Regions from separate parts of the Homo sapiens genome. Here region 1 is linked to region 2. A link is a loop called in an ENCODE intact Hi-C map of the cell type or tissue named here. Cell type or tissue: PC-3. All regions are shown on one strand.

Region 1 (5,000 bases), 260 kb before region 2:
GTGGCAAGAGCACTGATTAGGCTCAGAAGCCCAAGTTCAAGTCCCAGCCTTATTATTTAATATTTTTGGACCGCAAAGGATGAAATGGGAGAGATGAACAAGATAAGACCCAGATTCCCATTCAGCTTTAACATTTTTTATTACTAATAAACATTTTACTGGATGAGGATAGGAACATGACATCCTGGAAAAGACCGAATACTCCTGAAGGGGCATATTTTTATTTTAATTGAGAATAATGCACGAGTAAAAAGTGTCCTTTTAACAGTCTTTCCTGACAATCATGCTTTTTTTCATCATTTTTAATATGAAGATAACCAAATGACTAATTTGACCAGGCTAACTTAAAATACAATACTTTTGGCAACACAAGGAAATTACGTATTAACAGAGGCAAGGCAATCGTTTTTAACATGCTCCACTGTAAAGGAAACCAAATACTCCACTACATTCAGAATTTCCTCCTCCATTGTTGTTGAAAGTGAGATCTCAAGGGAAAAATCAGCGCTGAGACCTAGGAGCAAGTAGGTCAGTAGATGGCACTCCTCGCCAACTCAGATACTGGGCTGGGCATGCAGAGACAATCCGCTGAGATTTCAGGCAAGAAAAAAAGAAAAAAAAAGTGCCTGCCTGCTTGACTTGTGCATTACAGAACTGAATTTTGTTCCCATCATATCCCGCTGCCTCCCACGATCCCCTCCTCCAACTCCTGTACTCTGGGTGTTGAAGTGACTTGAGGACGCTGTATTTGCAATAGAACTTTGCTAACTAGGTTTAGAGAGTTCTGCCACCTTTTCTTCAAAGCAGAAAATAGAACATTTGGACGCTGAAGTCCCACCCCACACATTCCGTAAGTGCTACAGCACAGAAGGCCAAAATACATTGAAATCCTAGTTTCTTTCTTCTGAAGTTGCAGTGGCAGGAACAAAAGCTCCGGGTGTCAGTGACCCGCCTCAAGTTACTGAGTGGCTGCCCAGAGAGGGCTCAGTTAATCTTCCTTCTTTGATCTCTCCCTGCTCCAAAATAAACAGCTTTGTCAAAACCTCATTCTGAGAGAGCTGAGCCCTGCTGAAGACAATTGTTTTATTTATGATCATTTCTTATCTTTAGGGAAACAACTCCAGAATAAAAAAGTACAACACCTTGTCTTCCACAGGCTTATTTTAAACCAGTTTAACTGGATAGACTCTTTTTAATTTCATTCAACATGCCTTGCAGGCTGATAGGTGATTTATGATATTCTGAATATTAACCCGGGTCCAATGGATCACTTCCTTCCTTCAAGTCCTTTCTCCCCTCCCTCCCTGCCAAGCTTCTGGCTAAAAAAGATGTGGTATTTTGTTTTTGTTTGAAATTCACATAAGGGAGGTTTGGAGTGAAAAAACCATCTCTGGTTGAAATGACGCAACACTCTTTATTATTACCTATTAAATTGTACTGAGAGAAGCAGAGCTACCTAGACTGCCTAGCTACTCCATTTATAGATACAGCAGTCTCTGAAAATAGAAGAATTGTGGTTTAGTAGCACTTTTGTCTTTAATCTGAGAAAATGTCTTGACAAACGTTCAAGATTATATTTTTCTGTATCACTTTATGAAGAATGACAACTCAGTTATTCACAGATGGATTCTCTACTGATAGATCTTTCATACTAATGACAGTAGCTCCCAACAGTACTCAGGTTAATTACTTGCTTGGTTGACGTGTGACTCTATGTTCACTTTTATTCAGTATGAAAATATTTGACTCCATTAGTACTTCCCCTCTTCTCTAGTCCCTGGAAGATTTGAGAAAAGGCAATGGACATTTCAGCTTTGCCTGGTGCTTTATCAAACTCAGAGATCATTATCAATTCATAGAGAGAGAACAGGCAAGGAGTATGGAAGGAGGAAACTCAAGAGTGTTCCCATTTCGGAGTTAGTCCTTCCAAGTATGTTCTCAACTCTTTATTAATCGTGAAAATTCAGATTCATACTCTTTCTCTATCCCTGTCTCTCTCCCCCTACTTTTCTCCCTCCCTCCTGCGCACACACACACACACACACACACACACACACACATTCAAATACGACTAAAAAGTCATTCCAGAGTGAAATTTAGTTGACTTTTAGATTTTTAAGAAATTTTTACTCTCTTATACCATCAACATAGAGAATTAAGATATACTAGTAATTTTTTTTAAGTCCCAGAAGCTTGACTTAAAGGGATAGCATCACACCTGACCCCAGTGCAAGTGATTTGAGGGGCTAGGAAACCAATACTAAACAAGGTTTAAGAAACCTTTACTTGTCCTCTCGGCTCCAAGACATAGCTCTAAGAAGGTAAGCCCTCCTGTGGTATATATATTTCCTAACCCAGACTAGCTAAAAGTGGAAGCATACGGACTTTCTTACCATGCTTACAAGTGCATGGAGAAAGTGACACATAATACAGTATTATTGGCAGACTGATGATTCACATGTGTGAAGCAACACTTGCCAAATAAACACGCCAAGGAACCAGGAGTATGCTACTTAATCAGATAAGGTAACTTTTACCCTCTCCAGATAGACGATACTATTCGTTTTTGGTTTTGTTTTGCTAGACAGGTAAAAAACAGTCTGACAAAGAGTCTAAACCTTTCCCTAAAGCCAAGGTCTGTTCAAGACTGCCCATTCAGGAAGGGCTTAAGTGAAGCCATAAGGTTTGAAGGGCATGAAAGGTGCTTGCTGGAGTTGCATTCCCTAGCAAGCCCACTTTTCACTATGATTGGGAGAGATACTGAAGGAGATGAGTGAGGGGCACAAAAGCAGAGCCTAATGCCCTACACTCCTGGCCCTGCCACTGCTGTGCCCATGACGTATTGTAGCTCTCATATACCACCCACTGGATACAGAAATCAAGCTGAAATATGCCTAGGTTGGATTTAAAAATATCATCGGCTGGGAGCGGTGGCTCATGCCTGTAATCCCAGCACTTTGTGAGGCGCATGATGAGGTCAAGAGATCGAGACCATCCTGGCCAACATGGTGAAACCCCGTCTCTACTAAAAATACAAAAATTAGCTGGGCGTGGTGGCATGCACCTGTAGTCCCAGCTACTCGCGGGGCTGAGGCAGGAGAATCGCTTGAACCCAGGAGGCGGAGGTTGCAGTGAGCCAAGATCGCGCCATTGCACTCCAGCCTGGGCAACAAGAGCAAAACTCCATCTCAAAAAAAAAAAAAAAAAAAAAAAAAAAAAATCTCACCAAGGTTCAAATTCTATTCTAATGCTAGTTCTCACTGAAGCACAAATTTACAAAAGGATCCCAAATTTTCTAGTTAACCAGTCCAGTGTTCTCAGCTGATTGGCCATGATGCATATGTCTTTCCTCTTTTTACTTTCCTCTGAAATGCCTGACTTGTGGTGGCAGGCATCCACACCAGAGGTAAAAGACGGCTGGGCCATGAGCACAGCTGGCCCTGAAGATGGGGAAGAGCCAGGATATGGAAAAAGAAGTAAATAACTTGCTGAATACCCCATCTATAAGAGATAATGAGGCTGGACTTTGATTTTAATGTAGGACACAAAGAAATTGCAGTTGAACTGTAACTGGTACAACAAAGAGTACTGGTATCATTCCTACTTAACAAGAACGGATTTGCATTATAGACAAACCTTATAAATGAGGAATTTTAAACTATAAGAGATCTTTGCTAGTGCTTTAAATAAAATGCAAAAAGAAAAAGTCTTCAGCTCTAAACTAACATTTTCCAAGTAACACAAAGACCACGGATTTAAGGGCAAGACTATTTAAAATTGAAGGACACCTGTGAAACAGTATTTTCAGAAAAACACAGTTGTTTAGTTTTCAAGTTAATATTCGTACAGTAACTTGAATTAAGCAGTTATTGTAGAGGTCATAGGAAATCTGTCGACACAAAAAGATAAGAAAAACTTATGGTAATGAGAGTATCAATTCAATGCTCAATGAGGCTTTTACATTATTCATGATACTGAAAATAGTTTATTTTAGTTGGTAAAGAAAATATCCCGATTTAATTTATTTAACAAATGCTCTTTATCATAGCCTTCAAAGTTCTGCCTAGATCTTATCCAAATAGTTATATTTTGAGTTGACTATCAAATTAATAAGCTTTCCTTTAGCTCAAGTTGTAACAATGATAATGACCATTATTTTCTCAGCATTTTATTAATTATTCCTTAAAATCCCAAGTAATAATCCTTCTATCTTGGACGAGAAAACTGAGGCCGAACACCTATAATAATAAACTACCATCAACTGAGTGCCAAGGAGGGGCTGTGCACTGCCTTTTGCTCTTTACATATATTATTTGTCATCTTCCCAATAACCTAAAAGATAGTGTTAATGTCATTTACAGATAAGGAAACTGAGAATCAAAAGCTAAAAGTTAATTTCCCACCAGTAAATTACCAGTGGTAAAGAACCAAGCTCTATACTAGGCCCAAAGGTCATATTCTTCCTAATTAAGGCACCTACTTACTGCTGAAGTGTAAAGTATATAGAAATCAGGAGTAAATGGTAAATGGGCAATACTTTTTGTCACCCTCTCTTATTGTACTAACTTAATTAACCCATCTGGTGGAACATATTCATCTTCTCATGACAGCAGAACCTCTTATACCCTAACTATGTGTTTATTCCACAGGCTGTGGCCTCCCTCCCATCTATTTGGCATCAAGAGGAAGTTTGTTTAAAATTCAGGGATGAAAGTTTTGCATGCTTTGTAAAAATGATTACACCTAGCTCTGCAGAGTCTTGCAAAGTGCAAACCCCACAATTTACCTGGTTGTTGTTGGTTTTTAGTAAGGGTGGTGGAGGTTCGTGATGTAGGGGTGAAGAAGCAGAACTGCTTTCACTATCGCTGCCATCACTTAAGCTAACTCTGAAAAGAAACAGACAAGTTATGCACATCATTACAAACAGATGATTCTTGAAATACCCATAGAAATAGGCGTGGAAAGCACAGAATCCAAACACTAACCCTTGACAAGTTCAT
Region 2 (5,000 bases):
AAAAGAATGGATAGTAATAGTAGCTATAAAATATGCCCAGAAAAACCCAAGTTTAAATTATCCTTTTCTGAAAACAATTTTGTTAGGTAATCATTCACCGGAATTTAATGAGGCAAATACCTTGGAAGATTTACCTTTTCTCTTTCCATTAAATAAGTTTTTATTAGCAACAATAATAACAATCAGCTTCCATGTATTGGGCAATTTATGTGTGCCAGATTGTAGGCTGAATACTTTCTACCAGCAGTTCTCGGAGTGTAGAGTTAGGATCTCAGGATCCCTATGATCTTTTCAGGTGATTGGTGACGTTAAATCTATATATATAATAAAATCTATTAAGTTATGTGCCTTTTTCCTTCCCATTCTCTCGTGAGTGTGTAGCAGAGTTTTCCAGAGGCTACAGGACATGTGATAACACAATAGACTGAAAAGAGAAGCTGGTAAGAGGACCTAGTTGTCTTCTATTAAAACAAAGAGATTTGAAAAAAAAAAAAAAAAAGAAAAGAAAAGTAAACAATGCCCCTCTTGTCACTGTTTTTAAGAAAATGTTCATTTTTCATTAAAATGTTACCTGTATGTTAACATATAATAGGTTACTACCTTTAGACAAATTAATTTCTTTAAAATGTCTCCATTTTAATTTCTAATACACTAAAATTAATAGATATAACTTACACAAAAAAACTCTATGCGTTCTTCAATTTGTAAGTGTAAAAGGATCTTAAGCCCAATAAGTATGAAAACAGTTGATTTACATTTCAACCTCAACTTATGAGGTAATAGTTCTATTTTATCATCATTTCCATAATGCAAATGAGAAAAGAGACACAGAAGTAACTTGTCCAAAACCATACAAGGAGTCTCTTAAACCAACATTTGAATACAAGTCTGTAATTCCTAACCCTAAATTCTCTCCATCTTTAAGCAACAATATCTACCCAAGATATTAAAGATCACTTTTAGATCTTTAACTTTTAGATAGCTACATGCTAATCCCTATTTTTAAAACAATATTCTATATTGGTTTTTTATTCTTTTTCAGTTTTAAAAAGTTATGTGTGCTCATTGAATGTTTTAAATATACGGAGTTAACTTTAAAAAAAAATCAAACACTACAAAAATAACCTCCCATCACCACCACAAGTAGCTACTAAACTACTAGTAAGAGTTTGATGCCCGCTAATGCAAATTTACTTATTTACAGACATACACTTGTATAGACATACGTATACTTATCTGCACAAGCACTTTTTTGAAAAAATGAGATCACAATGATTTAGCAACTTGCCTTATTTCACTTAATTATTCTTGAAGATCTTCCTGCATCTACAAATAGATATACCTCTTTTTATAGATTATCATCATTTAATTGTATCCAGTTGAGGGCCCCTATATGGCTTTCTTCCAAATTTTGACTATTACAAAAACAGTCACAAGAAACATGCTGTATCTTTGTGTACTTGTGAGAACATATTTGTCAGAAAATTCCTAGAAGTAAATTTGCTAGGCTAAACAGTATAAACATTAAAAATCTTAATAGACCTTGCCAATGTTCTCCAAAATACCCCTGCCCGATTTACATTCTCACCCACAGAATATGAGATTTCCACCAACAATTCAGCTTTTAAGTGCCTTGGAAAATTATACTTTATGTGCTTCAAAATGCACAGCAGTAAAACTGTTCTCACTGGTCATCTAAATTTCATACAGAACCCTACACAAATAACACTCGCTGAATCTATCAGAACAGTCACTCATCTTCATTTTGTTCCTTATATCTTTTAAATGACTCTGAAGAGAAAATATACCAGATGCACACAACGTCTTCAGCTAGTAAGCCCTCAAGTATTAGTTACCTTGATAAAAACTTACCCAAATTATTTCAGAAGACCATTTAACACAAATCAAAACTATGCAGTAAAGCTGGCCTCATACACTTAAAGGAAAATTGTTAGAGTGGATTTATTAAGCTTTATCTGCCCACTCAAAGGACTAAGGCTACAAATAAAAAGCTATCAAATCCTACCAGTGGCCAAATTAGCTTCCATAAAATAATAAGCAACAGATTTCATATCATAAATGTCAGTGAAACAAATTGCAATAGTAAGGATGGCTGTAACTGGAAAAAAAGTTCACTCAAATTCACATCATACTAAAAACAAAAACATTAATATTTTAAAAGAAATGTTTTGAATGTGACTATTCATTTCAGTCATATCAGACTAGTACAAATCTTTGGTACTAATAAATAAGATATTGTCTTTTTTTGCAGGTAAATAGTTTAAAAATGCATCATACTCTGACCTACCTGTTTTGTCATGGCTAATAGACATTCCAGGCTTCACCATTTCATCAAAATCTCTTTTCTAAGATTTTGTGCCATTAGTTTTAAATTGAAGGTCTCCCACCCATCTTTGTGACAGAGTAAAACCTCATTAATTCAAATCCAATTAGCTCAATTCTGAAATGGTATACATAATTCTCATTAAGCAACAAGTTAAAAATACTATAATTTTTTCTCCTACAAATTCTAATATTACTGTGAAGTAAAGGAAATCAACCTGAAAATCAATTCACTTTTCCAAACCAAAGATTTACAAAACTAAGGACTCTTTCATCTTTGTGGCTGAGCAGTTCATCCTCAGTCCTAAGGCTCATCTCTGTTTAGCAGCTACTGTATACAGTGAAAGTGATTTAGATTGTCACTATAGCCAACACAGCTTATTTATTATAGAATATGAGCATTTCTTTTAAAGATCTTATAACTCAGATTTCTCACAAATTCATATTTTCAGTTTCTCCAATTTCCAATTGGTAGAATTTTACTCTATCACTTATAGATCTACAATATAGCTAACATAACACTTTAAAAGGTACTGGAAGTAGACATACAAATTCTTGGCATTCTTATTCTATATTTATTCTTATCATTTTGAAAGACTTTATAAGCCAAAAAATAAGTCCCAGGATTAAGTGGCATGTTTGGTGTTGCTTGAACTTACAACTATTCCCAATGAACAGAGAAACCTTCTCTTGCAATCTGAATCATGTGTAATTACAGTATGACAAGGTCTCTCCTGGGTGATGTAAGCTGGCACTTTTCCCAGGACTTGTCACATCATGGGAAGCACGCATACAAATAAAAATCCAAAAATAAACATTTTAAAACAATGGCTTATAGACTGCATAGAGAACCTCCACAGTTGAGTATAAAAATTGAGGAATCCAACCAACAAGCAGACATCTCTCACCAGAGACCTCTGAGAAGTCATCACTGCTATCAAGCAGCTTACCACGCCTAGCAACAACTCCCAGGTGTGGCCTATGTGAGCAGCACCCTCATGTTCCCTCAGGGCAGACAGAAAATCATTAAGTATAGGAAATAAAAATAACATCAATGCACACATCCACTGAAGCAGAAAAACAATGGTAAAATAGAGGTTGATCATCTTTAATTTCATAATGCCAATTTGTTGATTGTCAAGGTGCCTAAACAAAGTTACCTTAAGAGCTACATCTTCTGCCAACTGAGTTAATTTTCCTAATAAATGTTGCTTTTTAAAAGCTTATTTCACCTTGAAGTGAACTGCAGCCAAGTAGTAGTAATAATGTGTACCAAGGATCTTAGAAAGTGGTTTCTTTTGTTTAAACTCCTCTGCTCTACAGACACATGGAAAGGGAGAGAGAGAATCCGAGAAGCAGCATATCAACCTCATCAGCGATAGAAATTTGACATCGCTCATCCTTACCACAGTTTGGAGGAAATATGAAATATAATAATCTCTGACTATATTTTAACATAAAATGCTAACAAATTTCAAATGTTATTTCCTATAGGCCATGCATATTTCTAGCCCTCTATAAGAAACTGGATTTATTTATTAACCATCCAACAAAGACCATCAAATTCAACCGTTCAAGTTTTCAGGAGGAGTTATAAACCAAACCACTAAAGGCAAAAAATACAATCCTACTTCCCATTACATGAGCTCTGGAAACAAAACTAAGCACCAATACAAACCTCTGCCACCTCTAAGGCACACGACGCTTCTCCTTTCTTTATTCAGCCCCCTGAATGTTCAATAATTTCCACACAGCTCTAAGCAGAATGGATTTATTATGATATTACTCTAAGAAACGACAGGAGTTCTAGATGCCAATAAAGATTACGGATCAAATGGAAGATAACTACTAACCATTGTGTCGACTTAGATAAATAAACCTGCTCACAAACAAAGCACCTTATTGTATTTGTACTGTTACCTTCACTAATCCAACTAAAACAACCAGACATTAGTTTTCCAGAGGTTGAAGGGAAAAGAAATCGGTATTTCTCAAACCCTCTTTAAATTTCTTTCAAAATGACACTCCGTTTCTTTTTTCCAAAACTGTCCTGCCCATTATGGAAAATGTTTGGGACCACAGAGGCCCAGTAGGATTATGCAAACTAGACTCCAAGGCTAAGAACCAAGGTGGGGAGGGACTAAAGCAAAAGGCTTCCTCCACATCGTTCCTCTTCAACTTAGCTTCGACCTTTGCAAGAACAGTCTCCCTGCAGATCACATCCGGCAGACACTTTGGAACGTTGCTCAGAATCAAAGGAGCAGTCAAGTGGCACGCGGGGGTGGGAGGGAGGAACGAGTAAGCCCCCCAAGTAAACATAAAATCCAGACTGGAGTGGGTGTGGCGGTGGCTAAGCCACAAAAAGAAAAGTCTATGGCAACTGGCACCTGGTGCCTCATACACAGACAGGAAAGCACAGAAGACCCTAAAGAGAACCGACTTGCCAAGACCGAACAATAACTACATCCAATACATTCTTTGCTAATAACACAGGTAAATCTTAATTTCTCTAGGAAAACACACACACACACACACACACACACACACACACACACACACGCGCAAAGTGTTTATTCCCTCCAGCCCGATTCCCCACATCTCCAAACTCAACAACTAATTGCACCTTCCCCACAGAACCCGCGGCTAACCCCAGAGGA

The links. Hi-C counts contacts between places; a loop is a spot of excess contacts. Peaks named below come from ENCODE experiments on the same cell type or tissue, not always from the same donor. Only the 100,000 strongest peaks of a DNase experiment are listed, where the experiment ranks them.
Region 1: a loop joins it to region 2, with 11 times the contacts of the local background. A loop is called at or near these places in 86 of 110 quality-filtered maps.

The regions. Positions count from the first base shown.
Region 1 is chr9:20,355,956-20,360,955 of GRCh38, forward strand. It overlaps MLLT3 (MLLT3 super elongation complex subunit), which reads right to left. Exons shown (of 11, transcript NM_004529.4): 8 at 4,787-4,886. All of the region lies in intron 3 of LOC124902129 (a long non-coding RNA gene), which reads left to right. Among named protein-coding and RNA genes, the nearest start is that of MIR4473, 53 kb to the right of the region's middle. In PC-3, a CTCF peak has its summit at 533 (motif pointing right); DNase peaks (open chromatin) are centred at 536 and 2,446; H3K4me3 peaks cover 1,300 bases; H3K27ac peaks cover 353 bases.
Region 2 is chr9:20,615,393-20,620,392 of GRCh38, forward strand. The region is part of intron 2 of MLLT3 (MLLT3 super elongation complex subunit); the gene reads right to left. Among named protein-coding and RNA genes, the nearest start is that of MLLT3, 4.6 kb to the right of the region's middle. In PC-3, no CTCF peak of the experiment used is centred here; a DNase peak (open chromatin) is centred at 3,099; H3K4me3 peaks cover 1,474 bases; H3K27ac peaks cover 2,423 bases.